3 separate regions of the Homo sapiens genome follow, and all the other regions are linked to region 2. A link is an interaction called in ENCODE POLR2A ChIA-PET data of the cell type or tissue named here. Cell type or tissue: A673. All regions are shown on one strand.

Evidence for each region. ChIA-PET counts read pairs that join two places held together with the same protein. Peaks named below come from ENCODE experiments on the same cell type or tissue, not always from the same donor. Only the 100,000 strongest peaks of a DNase experiment are listed, where the experiment ranks them.
Region 1: POLR2A ChIA-PET joins it to region 2 with 9 read pairs; 1 of 35 experiments calls an interaction of 5 or more read pairs at or near these places.
Region 3: POLR2A ChIA-PET joins it to region 2 with 6 read pairs; 3 of 35 experiments call an interaction of 5 or more read pairs at or near these places.

The regions. Positions count from the first base shown.
Region 1 is chr4:139,605,123-139,610,122 of GRCh38, forward strand. LOC105377622 (a long non-coding RNA gene) reads right to left here and starts at 1,581. Exons shown (of 6, transcript NR_171655.1): 1 at 1,476-1,581; 2 at 1,238-1,334. In A673, CTCF peaks have their summits at 1,989 and 4,545; DNase peaks (open chromatin) are centred at 589, 2,059 and 4,699; H3K27ac peaks cover 4,704 bases.
Region 2 is chr4:139,417,057-139,422,056 of GRCh38, forward strand. No RefSeq gene overlaps it. Among named protein-coding and RNA genes, the nearest start is that of RAB33B-AS1, 34 kb to the right of the region's middle. In A673, no CTCF peak of the experiment used is centred here; a DNase peak (open chromatin) is centred at 2,535; H3K27ac peaks cover 2,733 bases.
Region 3 is chr4:139,488,715-139,493,714 of GRCh38, forward strand. It overlaps a transcript of SETD7 not described here. Among named protein-coding and RNA genes, the nearest start is that of RAB33B, 37 kb to the left of the region's middle. In A673, no CTCF peak of the experiment used is centred here; no DNase peak of the experiment used is centred here.

The DNA.
Region 1 (5,000 bases), 190 kb after region 2:
GCAATTCTCCTGCCTCAGCCTCCCGAGTAGCTGGGACTACAGGCACCCACTACCATGCCTGGCTAATTTTTGTATTTTAGTAGAGATAGGGTTTCACCATGTTGGCCAGGCTGGTCTCAAACTCTTGACATCAAGTGATCCACCCACTTCAGCCTCCCAAAGTGCTAGGATTACAGGTGTGAGCCACCCGGCCCGGATGTGGAATAGCTTTTGTGGAGGGGAGGAGTAAAAGGGCATCATTCCACCCAATACAGAGGGCTTCACGTGGAAGTGACATTTAAACTGAGATTTGAAGCCTGAGTAAGGGTTAGCCTAGTTGGGAAAGGAGAGGAGTACTGGAGGACTGCCCAGAGAGAGCGGGAAGCGCAACGAGGCCCTGGAGTGAGGTGTGGAGTGCAGCAGAGAGTGCAGAGGAGTGAGGCCGGTGCTTGGGTAAGGGGGCCAAATTGTGCAGAGCCCCAGGAGTCTTCTGAGCCCTCTTTGGGAGGCTGCCTTTTCCCTTAGGGGCCATGAGAAGTCTTAGAGGGTTTCAGATGAAGGGGAGGGAATGCAGGACACAATTGGATTAACATTTTATAGATTCAAAGCTGTGTGCAAGAGCCAGGCAGGAACCAGGGAGACCAGTTAGGAGGGTTTTGCTATACTAAAGCAAGGGCTGGTGGGGATTAGAAATAGCTAGCTAGATATCTAGAGCGGAGAACTGAAGACTTGATGATTGATTGGATCTGAGGAGTCAAGAGAGGGAGGCTTTAGGAGTAACTCCTAACTTCGTGGCTTGAGCAACAGGGTAAACAATGGCGTTATTACTAGGAGCAAGGGAACCTGCAGGGTGACTTGGGAGAAAGGAAGGGCTAAGGATGATTTTGTTGGAGACAGGATGAGTTGAGCGGTTTGAAGGAGCTGGCTCCAAGAACCGGTGTCCAGTGGTTAGTTAGCTACATGGAGCTCTGGAGAAAAGCCTACCCTAGGGAAAAAGGACTGAAGGTTGTCACACATCAGATTGTAAATGAAGCCTCGAGAGGAAACAAATGCAGCCAGTGAGAGCTGGAAGAGCGAGAAGAGAAAAGAACGCAGGACACAGCCCTAAGAAAAAACACGAAACACATTATTCCAGGGTGGAGGCGTCTAGGAGGGAGACTGAATATGAGACCTAGAGAGCACTTGGATTACAGAAAGGAAGAGAACAGGGAGTAGTCTGTAGCAACAAATGTTGCCTGGAGGTAAAACAGATACAAACCCAAGAGTGTTCACTGCATTGAGCTTTATCTGGGTCAGCGTGTGATTCTGGGTGCAGTGGAGAGATGAAGACCCAGCTGCCGTGGGACTTGGGAGGGCTGCAGAGGGAGAGAAGAGACGACTGTCCATGGAGAGGAAAAAGACAGTTTAGGATTTGGAGGGGGGTTTGACAAGGGGCTTTGATTTTACTTTCAAGATTGGGAAAAAACAAATGTGTTTAAATGCTCCCTAGTTCCTACCTTTCTGTAGAGAAACGTAGAGACTGAACATAATACGAGGAGCTAGTCTCCCCCTGAGCAGGGAGTTGAGGAGCGGTCCAGCGTCCAGGAGCTAGGACGGATGAGTGACTTCCTCTGTCGTAACGGAAGGGAAGGAAGAAGGCGGAAGCAGTGTAGAGATATGACGGCACGTGTTCCACTTCTTCTCTTCTGGGAGTATCTGTTTTCTTCTGATGGGGTGGGGTGATCTGCTGAGAGGGTGAGGTGGGGCTGACAGAATTGAAGGGTGGAGATTTGAAGCAGGAGATCAGGAGAGTTGACTCAAGAAACAAGGTGGGGCTGCAGGGGTCAAGGAGATGGTGTCTGGGAAGTAACTGAGTCGCCTGGTTGGAAGGGTAAGAAGTTTCAGTTTTCTGATTTCAGAAGAGGAGCGGATCTGGGACGACAAGATCAAGGTGTGTCCATTGGATGCCCCCCTTTTCTTTTTTTTTTTTTTTTCATTTTTCTTGCTGAACTCCCCTAGCTGGAACCTACAGTACCACGTTGAATAGAAGTGGCAAGAAGGGGGTAGTGCAGGCAGCAGGACAGGGTAGTGTGATGTGGTAAACGGCAGCAGGGATTAACTGAGTGAGTCAGCACTATTTCTTTTTAAGCTATAAAAACAATAGTATTCCCAGAGGCTCCATTCAGCAGATTTGTACTTTTAACTCATTGGCGGCTGAAGGGGAGAAGAAAAGCAAAGAAGTGAGGAACTCAGGTGTGATGGGTCCTTGAGGTAGGCTTCAGGTCACCTAAGATGCTGATGGTACTTGAGGAGGACAGAGTTCAAAGCCGGAGCCCAAATCCTCACTGAAAGACAGGAGCCTGGATGGAGCAGTTTACAGGCGAGTGGAGAAGTCCTGGTCCCAGGAGGCTGGGATGAATACAGGAATGTGCCCCTTGGCTGACCGTGGTCTGCAAACCAGTCTAAGAATGGGCTGTTTCTTTCTTTCTTTCTTCTTTTTTTTTTTTAATCGTGATAAAACCTAATTAACCAGATGCTTTAGCATGAAAAATTACCAAGAATGATCTACTGAGTGATCTAATCAATTGCGCAATTAATGAATGCAACTGCAACAAGAAAAAAAAATCTTCAAGACAATCAATATGGTTGTTTTCATAAAGACATTCCCTGAATAAATGTCAGTGACTTCACTTTAAGGCCAAATGCAGTTTTAGATTATAAAATGGTCCTCATTATCCATTCCTTGATTCCCTTTTCTAAGCATGTATAATCCAGACTTGACTAAATCTCTACTTTAAATGCCACAGTTAAGCCTCATACTTCATCTGTGTTTTAGTGGAAATGGAGCAGAACTGACCACTATACTCTTCATAATAGGTTGTTAAATCCTTATTGAAGACCATTATTAATTTCACATAGCCTGACTTCTTTTTTCCAAGCCATATCCTGCTCCTATTATCTCTTTCACAGAGTATCTATTGCTCTATCCCTTAATAATTTTATATGTAAGCCAAAAAGTCTCCTTATTAAGAAACAACAAATTTGGGCCAGGCATGGTGGCTCATGCCTATAATCCCAGCACTTTGGGAGGCCAAGGCAGGTGGATCATGAGGTCAGGAGATTGAGGCCATCCTGGCTAACATGGTGAAACCCCATCTCTATGAAAAATACAAAAATTAGCCGGGCATGGTGGCATGTACCTGTAATCCCAGCTACTTGGGAGGCTGAGGCAGGAGAATCGTTTGAACCCGGGAGGTAGAGGTTGCAGTGAGCTGAGATCGCGCCACTGCACTCCAGCCTGGGCAACAAAAGCAGGACTCCGTCTAAAAAAAAAAAAAGTAAAAAGAAACAACAGATTTGATAGAACCATGTATTTACTGAGAGCATCTCAAGACAGTTCAGTACTTTAACACTGGAGTATTATGTCTAGGAAAATTTCTACTGGAACAAGGAATTATTATTAATTATTATTATTATTTACAGATATAATTCTTGCCATCCCATGGGTAAGCCAGGGTCTCTTCTTCTCTGATCTTCAGCAGAATGAAACAAGTCCAGGATGAGTTTTTTGTTTTGTTTTTACAAACATCTCTGGTGGTTAGCAAGTTGCAGCAGTCACAGCTACTATACACCATTAGGTGAGAACACACAGTGTGCCAGGTTCTGGGCTAAACATCTTATATACATCTAATTTAAACATCACAAAACCCCCCTGAGGTAGGTGTTCTTATTATCCCCTTTCTGTGGACAAGGAAACAGCTTAGAGAGCTTAGGTACATGCCTCATGGACACAAGCAAACAAAAAGCGAAACTTGGATTCAAAGTTAGATCAGTCCAAATCCAAATCCATGCTTTCAATAAACTGTTTGCTGTTGTGATACAAATTCAAATTCAGTGTGTGTGTGTGTGTGTGTGTGTGTGTTTGTGTGTAAAGTGGGGAAAGTAGAAGGCTGGGAGGCTACGGGGTAGGGGTTGGATAGGCAGAGAGAGACAGAGAGAGTAAAGGGAGTGGTGAGAATTTTGGAAACAAGTAAAGCAGAAGCATTCTCTTTGATGCTATTGTTAATGGATTTGTTTTCATTTGGGAGTTATTTATTGTGAGTGTATAGAAATGTAATTGATCTTTATATATTCATATTGTATCCTGCAACCTTGCCAAATTCATTTATTAGCTGCAATCAATTTTTTTGCAGATTATTTAGGATTTTCTGTAGACAAGAGTATGTCATCTGCAAATAGAGGTAACTATTTCTTCCTTTCCTTTTTTGTCTTTTTTTTTTTTTTGAGACAGAGTTTTGCTCTTGTCCAGGTTGGAGTGCAATCGCGCTATCTCAGCTCACTGCTACCTCCACCTCCTGGGTTCAAGTGATTCTCCTGCCTCAGCCTCCCAAGTAGGTGGGATTACAGGCGTGCACCACCATACCCGGCTAATTTTTGTATTTTTAGTAGAGACGGGGTTTCACCATGTTGGCCATTCTGGTCTGGAACTCCTGACCTCAGGTGATCTTCCCGCCTTGGCCTCCCAAAGTGCTGGGATTACAGGCATGAGCCACCGTGCCCGGCCAACTATTTCTTCCTTTCTAACTGGATGCCTTTTTTTTTTTTTTTTTTTTTCATTTTTCTTGCTGAACTCCCCTGGCTGGAACCTACAGTACAATATTGAATAGAAGTGGCAAGAAGGGGGTAGTGCAGGCAGCAGGACAGGGTAGTGTGATATGGTGAAGGGCAGCAGGGATTAACTGAGTGAGTCAGCACCATTTCTTTTTAAGCTATAAAAACAATAGTATTCCCAGAGGCTCCATTCAGCAGATTTCTGCTTTTAACTCATTGATCAAATGAGTCACAGAGCCATCTCTAGTTGTAAGCAAGGCTAGAGAGATGAATATAAACTGGGTATATTGCAACCTGGTTAAAAATTGAGGTTGCATTGGTAAGAAAGAAGAGGAAAATGGATACTGATTAAGCTATTAGCTATGCCTGCCAATATTATTGAGAAGAAAAAAAAATTGATGTCTAAGTCAAGAAAAAGGGCACCGTTTAGC
Region 2 (5,000 bases):
TGTCGGTAAATTTGAGTACTATTTACCATTTAGTTTACTTCTGAATATTTTATATTTTTTATTACCATTACTGGGTTTTTTTGTCCTTTTTGTTTTTTTTGTTTTGTTTTGTTTTGTTTTTTTGAGACAGGGTCTCACTCTGTCACCCAGGCTGGAGTGCAGTGGTAAAATGTCGGGTCACTGCAACCTTTGCCACCCGAGTTCAAGTGATTCTCTTGCCTCAGCCTCCCAAGTAGCTGGGATTACAGGCACATGCCACACCAATTTTTGTATTTTTAGTAGAGATGGGGTTTCACCTTGATTGCCAGGCTGGCCTTGAACTCCCGACCTCGGATGTTCTGCCCACCTCGGCCTCCCAAAGTGCTGGGATTACAGGCATGAGCCACCACGCCCAGCAGAATTACTGATTTTTTAATTGGTCACATTACTAGACTTGTTTAATGGTTCTAATATTCTTCAGTTTATCCATCCACTCTACAAATATTTATTGAGTGTGTACAATGTGCCAAATGCTATTCTGGGTCCTGGAAATAGCAGTAATAAATCTGTTCTCCAGGTCTTTATATCCTACAGAGAGGAAATACTAAACAGAGAAATATATGACAGGTGGTGATAAGTGCTAAGGAGGTGGTGGTCGGGAAAAGCATAGAAAGGAGGATGGAAAGTGACCAGGAAAGATATTCTTTCAGATAATGTATTAAAATAAGCCCCCTCTGATGAGCTGAAGTTTGAGGAGACACCTAAAGTGATGTTGCTTTTCTTGGATTTTCCTGGTAGATATTTACTTATATCACTATGCTCTTTCCCAGTCACAGCAGGATTTCCAAGCTCCTGGAGATTGCCTGTCCAGTGGCAGCAACACCAAAGACTTAGACTGTAAAGAAAGCCTCTAAAATTCCCAGTGTTCCTGGATTTAAATAACACATCCAGAGTTCTTCCCAGTCACAACTCCAGCTGGATTTTAGAGGCACAAAGAGCTGAATGTGATCCTGGTAAATCTACCCCCGACCCATCACAATATCCACCTGCTTTATAAACTGCCTAACAGAACAATTCCAAGAGATTATAATAACACGCTACAAACTGCTTAAAAGAACAATCCCAAGAGGCTATAATGAGACCTTTTTTTAAAAAAATAGAAATAACCCCATCATACCTCATTTCCCTATTTGCATCTTTTAAAGTCCATTGTATAGAATTGTAACACCATCATGCTTTGCTCTAATATAGCCTAATTTCCCATTCCTTTTTTTTTTTTTTTTTTTGAGACGGAGTCTTGCTCTGTCACCCATGCTGGAGTGCAGTGGTGCGATCTTGTCTCACTGCAAACTCTGCCTCCCGGATTCAAGCAATTCTCCTGCCTCAGCCTCCCAAGTAGCTGGGATTACAGGCATGAGCCACCACACCCAGCTAATTTTTGTGTTTTAGTAGAGACAGGGTTTCACCATGTTGGCCAGGCTGGTCTCGAACTCCTCACCTCAGGTGATCTGCCTGGCTCGACCTCCCAAGGTGCTGGGATTACAGGCATGAGCCCCTGTGCCCAGGCTCCCACTCCTCTTAATCTGTGTTGACCCTTCCACTGTATTGTCATCAGTCAAATCCCCTAATCCTTAACACCTTTTCTAAACATTCCTTTCATTTTCTTACTCTAACCAAAACCTAACCATCTCCTAATAATATTGCTTTCCTTGCAATACTCTCAAATTGTGTCTGCTTTTAAAAATTACTCAACCCACTTACCAAAGGAGCCTAGAGATGAGGTAGGTGTCCTGCTTATTCCCCACTGCCAATTCCAGACCTTTTTTCTCCTTTGAAAATTCTAGTTCCCTTGACCATATCATCCATTCTCCTTTTTTTTTTTACAGTCGTCTACTGTCTTCCTGGTCTCTCACCCTCATTGCAGAAGAGCTTAGCATGCAGTGTCTTGTTTTCCTTTCCACTGCTACTGCTGTCATTATTCTTTTTTTTTTAGATGGAGTCTCGCTCCGTTGCCCAGGCTGGAGTGAGTGCAGTGTCGCGATCTTGGCTCACTGCAAGCTCCGCCTCCTGGGTTCAAGCAATTCTCCTGCCTCAGCCTCCCGAGTAGCTAAGACTACAGGTGCCTGCCACCACGCCAGGCTAATTTTTTGTATTTTTAGTGGAGACAGAGTTTCACCATTTTAGCCAGGGTGGTCTAGATCTCCTGACCTCGTGATCCGCCTGCCTCGGCCTCCTGAAGTGCTGGGATTACAGGCATGAGCCACCGTGACCGGCCAGCTGTCATTATTTTTAACATTAACAATTCATCTATTACCTTAGCTATGGATGGTGCTATGTAATTTGCCCTGCCTGCTCCTTCACCTTCACATCCTGCCACTCTCCCCTGTTAAGTCAGAAACTGTGAAGTGTCTTAGAGTTTGTCCTTCTTGCAAGCTAATAGGTTAGCTTGCCACAGTTTCATATACATATACTGCCAGAAGACACCAGACTGCTGGGCTGGTGCCATAAAAGATTTGCTACTGAAAGCACAAAGCATTTACAACACCTTGTGTCATTTCCCCATGCCCCATTTCCCGTAAGGCAACAGATGTTTCCTGTGCAGTGGGTTGCATCACAGGAGAAGAATCTTAAATTTAGAAGCCTCCAAGCTTTTATCAAAGCTGCTGGTGACCTACCCATTCCTCCCATTCAGGAGAGAAATTATTCATTATCTTGAAATGTAAGTGAATTTCCTCTGGGAAGAGGAAGAAGGCCCCTCTAGGTTTATCACCCTGGAATGTAACACACTCTGGGGTTTGGGAGGTGGATATTAATATCATTATGCGCTTTCTCACCTACAGAAGACTAGTCTGAACTTGTGGCAGGAACCTAGCCAGCTTGATTGCCTGCTAAAACAAAAATATCAACATTCTTAATAGGATTTAAATAAGATCCAGCATCTCAAAACAGAATATTCAAAATATCCATGATACGGTCCAAAATTACAAAGCAAACAAACAAAAAAAAAAACAACAAGAAAATCTCAATTCATATAGGGAAAAAAAAGGACAATGCTGAGATAACACAGATGATAAAATTGTCTGATGAAGGCTTTAAAGCAACTACTAATATTTGTTAGGAGTCTATTCTCCATTGGTCTCTTGCATTTCTACAGGTGTTCTAGGCAAAGGCATTAACAGCTTTTTCTCTGAACTATCTTTTTTAGCTGTTTGTATAGCAAACATCCTTGGAAGATAGAATGTCTTCCTTTGGGACCAAGGACAGATTTTTTTCCTTCCAGGATGAAAAAAAAAAGATAATGTCTCTCTCCAGGGCAAGGCTGGGCAGGTTTGCTGGCCCTTTATTGAAGACTGGTGTTTCCCACAGCATTCATAAATCCCACTACATATACAGGTATCACCAGGCCCTCACAGCATCACTGTGTGGGAACTGAGGCTCAGAAAACTGGGTTAAATGCTGATACTCTGCCTCCTGCTATTCGTGTGGGTAATAAACTGTCCTTTGTCTCTGACCCAGGAGTCTCGTGTCTTCTGTCACTATTCATGAAATTGTGGCAGCCTAACTTGTTAACTTGCAAGTAAGGTAAAATATCAGACCCTCCAAAGTTCTTGACTTTGTTATAACAATTCTCCTACAAGCAGTCACAAGCATTTTTGAAGCCAATAAGAAAAAAATAGAAAGTATCAGCAAATAAATAGAAGACATAAAGAAGAATCAAATGGATATTTTAGAACAGAAAAATACAATAGCCAACATTTAAAAAAAATTCACTGGATGGTTTCAATAGCAAGGTAAACATGACAGAGTCAATGAACTTGTAAATAGATCAATAAAAATTAACCAATCTGAACAGCAGAGAGAAAAAAGATTTGAAAAAACAATGAGTAGAATCTCAGAGACCTCTCGGATAATGACAAAAGGTGCTGAAAAATTTAGAATAATGGAAGAAAAGGTCTCAAATTTGGCAAAAGACAAATCTACAGATTTAAGAAGTTCAACAAACCCCAAACAGGTTTAACACATAAATTTATACCCAAACACATCACAATCAAAATGCTGAAAATGAAGACAAAGAAAAAAATCTTGGAAGTAGCTAGAGAAATTCAAAGTACTACCTACACACAAACAATCTGAATCACAGCAAATCTCTCAGCAGGATCCATGCAAACCACAGAAGTGGCACAATAATTTTTTTTTTTTTTTGAGACGGAGTCTTGCTCTGTCGCCCAGACTGGAGTGCAGTGGTGTGATCTAGGCTCACTGCAAGCTCTGCCTCCTGGGTTCATGCCATTCTCCTATCTCAGCCTCCCAACTAGCTGGAACTACAGGCACCTGCCACCACGCTCGGCTAATTTTTTTGTATTTTTATTAGAGACGGGGTTTCACCATGTTAGCCAGGATGGTCTCAATCTCCTGACCTCATGATCCACCCACCTTGGCCTCCCAAAGTGCTGGGATTACAGGCATGAGCCACCGCGCCCGGCCAGAAGTGGCACAATAATTTTAAAGCACTGAAAGTGTCAACACAGAATACTACATCTAGTGAAAATATCCATCAGGAATTCAGGTGAAATAATGGCATTCTCATATGAAGACAAACTAAAAGAATTCATTTCTAGCAGAGCTGTTCTAAAATAATTGCTAAAGAAAATTCTTCAGACAGAGGGAAATGATACCAGAAGGAAACCTGAAAACATCAGGAATGAAGGAAGAGCACCAGAAATGGTAAATATCTGTGTAAAAATAGTAGTCTATTCTCCTATTCTCCTCTTAAGTTTTGTTTGTTTTTTAAATTATACTTTAAGTTCTAGGATACATGTGCAGAATGTGCAGGTTACATAGGTATATATGTGCCATGGTGGTTTGCTGCACCCATCAACCCATCATCTACATTAGGTATTTCTCCTAATGCTATCCCTCCCCTAGTACCCCATCCCCCAACAGGCCCCGGTGTGTGATGTTCCCCTCCCTGTGTCCATATGTTCTCATTGTTCAACTCCCACTTATGAGTGAGAACATGT
Region 3 (5,000 bases), 72 kb after region 2:
GGAGCTTTCAGATGGCCTATAAAAATTTTTGAGACCTGAAAAAAAAAAGAATTGACCCCAAAATATGAAAATAAAAATGAATAAAACAGAACTAAAGAGCATTTAATTAAATATCTGCAAACTAAAAATTAATGCTAACATTAGTAGTTGATAAAATGTTAGTATTCATAAAAATATAATGTAATTATATTTGAAAACAATTGGATTAGATTATTGTCCTTCAATCCAACAAAGTGGATTAGATTATTTTCCTTCAAAAGAGTTCCCAAGCATGTACTATGCTTGCTAAGAAACTATAACTGATTGCAAATTAAGTGGTTTGATTGTAGCTAAATTATTTCAGAAGTAAAATTATCTTTTAAAAAATTTTCTGAAAAACCTTAGGGTACCATGGGTGCATTTCAATATAATTGATATGATTATGACCTCTAAAAGGAGTACTTGGAAATTTGAATACTGGCTGCGTGTTAGATGGTATTAGGGAATGATTGTCAATTGTCTTACTTGTGATAATAGTATTGAGGTTAAGTGGGAGAATCTTAGGAGATACATATGGAAGTATTTAGGGGTGAAGTGTCCTGATGTCAACAACCTGCTTTTAGTATGTTCTGCAAAATAACAATAACTATACGGTGAGGGGGATCTAATTTCCTTAATTCTGCTTACAGTAGTCTTGAAGATTTATAATAATCTCCACCTCTTCACAGTCAGTATGCTCTATTTGAATGTTATTTGTTTTCTACATAATCATCCTTTTCCCCAAAGTGTTCGCCATCTGAAAATCACTTAGTATGTCAGCTACCTACTTTCAAAAGGTTCTGCAAAATAATAATAACAAATGTGTGTGAATCCTTATGTGTACATACACACACACACACACACACACAGAGAATAAATGTAGCAAAATGTTAACAAGTGCTTTGAAAATGATAATAAAGCAGGTAACAGGCTACAGAATGTTGGAGGCTGAAGGGCATTATTTGGATATTATGGTCAGAAAAAGCCTCTTAGTAGGGTAACAACTGAACCAGATCTGAATGAAGTGAAGGAACAAGCCCTGCTAAGATGTAAAGGTAGAGTATTCCAGCTCAAGCAGGCAGCATGTGCAAAGGTCCTGAGGCAGGACTTCACAACACTTGTTATTATCCAACTAAATGATGTTTTGTTAATCTAGTGAGAGTAAAATGGATTCTAATGATTTTAGTTTGTATTTTTCTGTTTACTAATGAGCAACTTTTCATTTATTTGTTAAATTCTGGTAATGTCTTTGTTTTCTTGAATTTCTTGTCAGGTCTTTTATTTTTCTGTTGGGTTCTTTGTCTTTTTCTTACTGATTTGTAAAAGTTCTATATGTTCTGGATATGATTCCTTCGCCGATCATATGTGAGGCAAATATCTTCTCTCCATTTATAGATTGTCTCTTCACTCTTTTTACAGTGTCTTTCAAAGAACGGATTTTTTTTTTTTTTTTTTTGAGACGGAGTCTCACTCTGTTGCCCAGGCTGGAGTGCAGTGGTGCGATCTTGTCTCACTGCAACCTCAGCCTCCTGGGTTCAAGCGATTCTCCTGCCTCAGCCTCCCAAGTAGCTGGGATTACAGATGCCCGCCACCATACCTAGATAGTTTTTGTATTTTTAGTAGAGATGGGGTTTCTCCATGTTGGCCAGGCTGGTGTCGAACTCCTGACCTCAGGTGATCCACCTGCCTCAGCCTCCCAAAGTGCTGGGATTACAGGCGTGAGCCACCACAACTGGCCAGAACAGATGTTCTTAATTTTAATACAACTGAATTTATTGATAATTTTATTTATGGTGTGTGCTTTTGTGTCTTGTTTAATAACATTTTTCTTACTCTGAAGTAAAAAAACTGTTCCATCTATATGTTATTCTAAATGTTCTATAGCTGTATTTTTCACATTAAAAAAATGAAGTCTTTAATCCACATATAGTTGATTTTTATATAGTATGAATTGAGGATCTAATTTTATATTTTTTATATGAATATCTAATTGTCCTGACACCATTTATTAAGTCACCCACTTTTTCCCTATTGAACGATAGTGACCATTCTATTATCAATGAAGGCTCCATATATGCCTGGGTCTGTTTCTGGGCTATTTCATTTAATTGGCCTATTTGTCTGTTTCTGGGCTGGTACTACACGTCCTTAATTCCTAAAGCTTTCTATCTTGATATTTGGTAGGTCAAGTCCCACATCTTGCTCTTCATCCACAGTTTTGGTAATTCTGGGGCCTTTGTTGTTTACCTAAATTTTAGATTTAACTCATCAAATAAAAAACAATGTTGGGATTTTGATTGGAACGCTTTGAATTTATCAGTCCACTTAGGAGAATCAATATCTTAACAATATTGAGTTTTCCTGGCCAAGAATATGGTAAATCTTTCCATTTATTTAGGTTTTCTTTAAGTCTTTCTTTCTTTTTGAGACAGGATCTCACTCTGTCAAGTGCAGTGGCCTAATCATAGCTTATTGCAGACTTGAACTCCTGGGCTCAAGTAATCTTCCTGGCTTAGCATTCCAAGTAGCTGGGACTATCAGTGCACCCCACCATGACTGGCTAATTTTTTTTTTTTACTTTTTGTAGAAACAGGGTCTTGCTATATTGCCCAGGCTGGTTGCAAACTCCTGGGCTCAAACAATCCTCCCACCTCTGCCTCCCAAAGTGTTGGGGTTAGAGGTATGAGCCACCATCCCCTGCCTCTTTAATGTCTTTCAGTGAAGTTTTATAATTTTCTTCTTAAAGGGTTTGATTGATTGAATTCTTTTTTTTGAGACAGTTTTGCTCTGTCGCCCAGGCCAGAGTACAGTGGTGTGATCTTGTCTCGTCTCACTACGTACGATCTCTGCAGTGTTCAAGCGATTCTTGTGCCTCAGCCTCCCGAGTAGCTGAGATTACAGGTGTGTGCCACCATGCCCGGCTAATTTTTGTGTTTTTAGTAGAGATAGGGTTTCACCATGTTGGCCAGGCTGGTCTGGATCTCCTGGCCTCAAGCGATTCTCTTGTCTTGTCTTCCCAAAGTGCTGGGATTACAGGTGTGAGCCACTGTACCTGGCCAATTTTTATATATTAATTTTGGATTGAAGAACCAAGTGAAACATTTATTAATCCTAATTATTGGAGATTCTTTTTGGTGTTCTACAAAAATTATATCACCTTCAAATAAAAATAGTTTTTTTCATTCTTTCCACCTCCTATAAATTTTTTACATTTCTCTTGTTTTATTGCACTGGGCAAGATGTCCAGCATGTTATTAAATGAGAGAGGTGACAGCTGACATCCATGTCTTGTTCTTTATCTAAAGTAGAATGCTTTTGACATTTCACCATTAAATATGATGTCTCCTGTAGGTTTTTAACAAATACTGTTTTTTTTTCTTTTTCTTATTAACCACCCCTCTCCTCCCCAGCCTCACCCTGCTTGTTTTGAAGTTATATAACTTTATTACTCTGCTCCATACTGGGGCAAGTTCTTAATGTAGTATCTCATTTAATCTTCACAATAACCTTTATGAGACAGGTATTATTGCTTCTCTTAGAGAAGTTAACTTTACTAAAATAATATTGCTAGAAGGAATAGAGCAATGGAATACAGCAAGAATTTAAAGCCAGGCTTGTCTGATTCTGCAGCCTCTGCTCCTCTCAGAAACGTGTGCTGCCTAATGCTTGGGTTAAAATTTATCCAATACAGGGAACCTTAAAGGAGATGAATTGTAGCAGGCGGAGGCAGAATAGAGAAGGTGGGTAAAGAAAGGAAGTGAAAAGAAATGGAAATTCATATGGACAGTGAGAGCCACCTCACCCCAGCATGTGATTTTGAATTTGCAGGAAGCAGGTATGTCACCTTGATTAGGCTGCCTTCTCCTCCCCATGCCTTCTTCCAAGACCTCCTGAGGTGTCTGTAGCTGTGGCAATCCAAATTGCTATTGGTTGACAATGCAGACACAGCATTTTCCGCTACTTTCTGCTCTCATCCAATCACAATTGCCCCCTTCCCTCCCTCCCTCTTTCTTTCTCTTTCTCTCTTTCTTTCTTTTTCTTTCTTCCTTCCTTCCTTCCTTTCCTTCCTTCCTTTTTCTTTCTTTCCTTTTTTACCACCAAATTGGCTCCTCTGATTGCTTTTTCCTGGAAGTCATCCACTCATCACACAAATCCTGTGTTAACACTTGTTATTCCCATTATGCACTCATGTTTAGCCTTGCATTTCCTTTGATGAAGAGGAATAAATTAGGAGATGGAGATTCATAGGGAAAGTTCATTCTTTTATTTTATAAATATTAAACAAGCATCCCTTATGTTTCAGGCACTGTGTAAGGGACTAAGGATGTAGCAATAAACAAGACAGGCAAAGGCTGTTCCCCAGTGATGCTTATGTTACAGTGTTAGAAGACAGAGGAATAACAAATACACAAAATAACTGTGGATTAGGGATAACAATGAAACAATTTGGGTGGTAAGACAGCAGATAAGTTGAGGAGGCCTTCTGAGACATGACGGTCAAGGAGGGCACCTCTGATGAGGGCGGTGTGAGTCAAGGGCTGAAGGGTGACAGAGAGAAGCTATGCAAAGAGCTAGAGGCAAACAGGCAGAGTAATCAGCAGGTATAAAGGCCTGGATCCAGGAAAACGCTTGGCAAGTTTGAGGAACAGAAGGTCTGGCTGGAGTACAGTGGGTGGGGGAGAACGGACTGAATGATACTGGAGAGGGAGCAGGAGCCAGTCCATTGTAAATAGCTTGGATTTTATTCTAGCTGCAATGGAAAGCCATTGAAGTGTTTCAGCAGGGTGATGGCAAGATGTACTTTACTATTTTTTTTTTTTTTTTGAGACAGGGTCTCACTCTGTTGCCTAAGGCTGGAGTGCAGTGGCACAATCCCAGCTCACTGCAGCCTTGCCTTCCTGTGCTTAAGTGATCCTCTCACCTCAGCCTCTCGAGTAGCTGGGACTACAGGCATGCACCACCAGGCCTGGCTACTTTTTGTA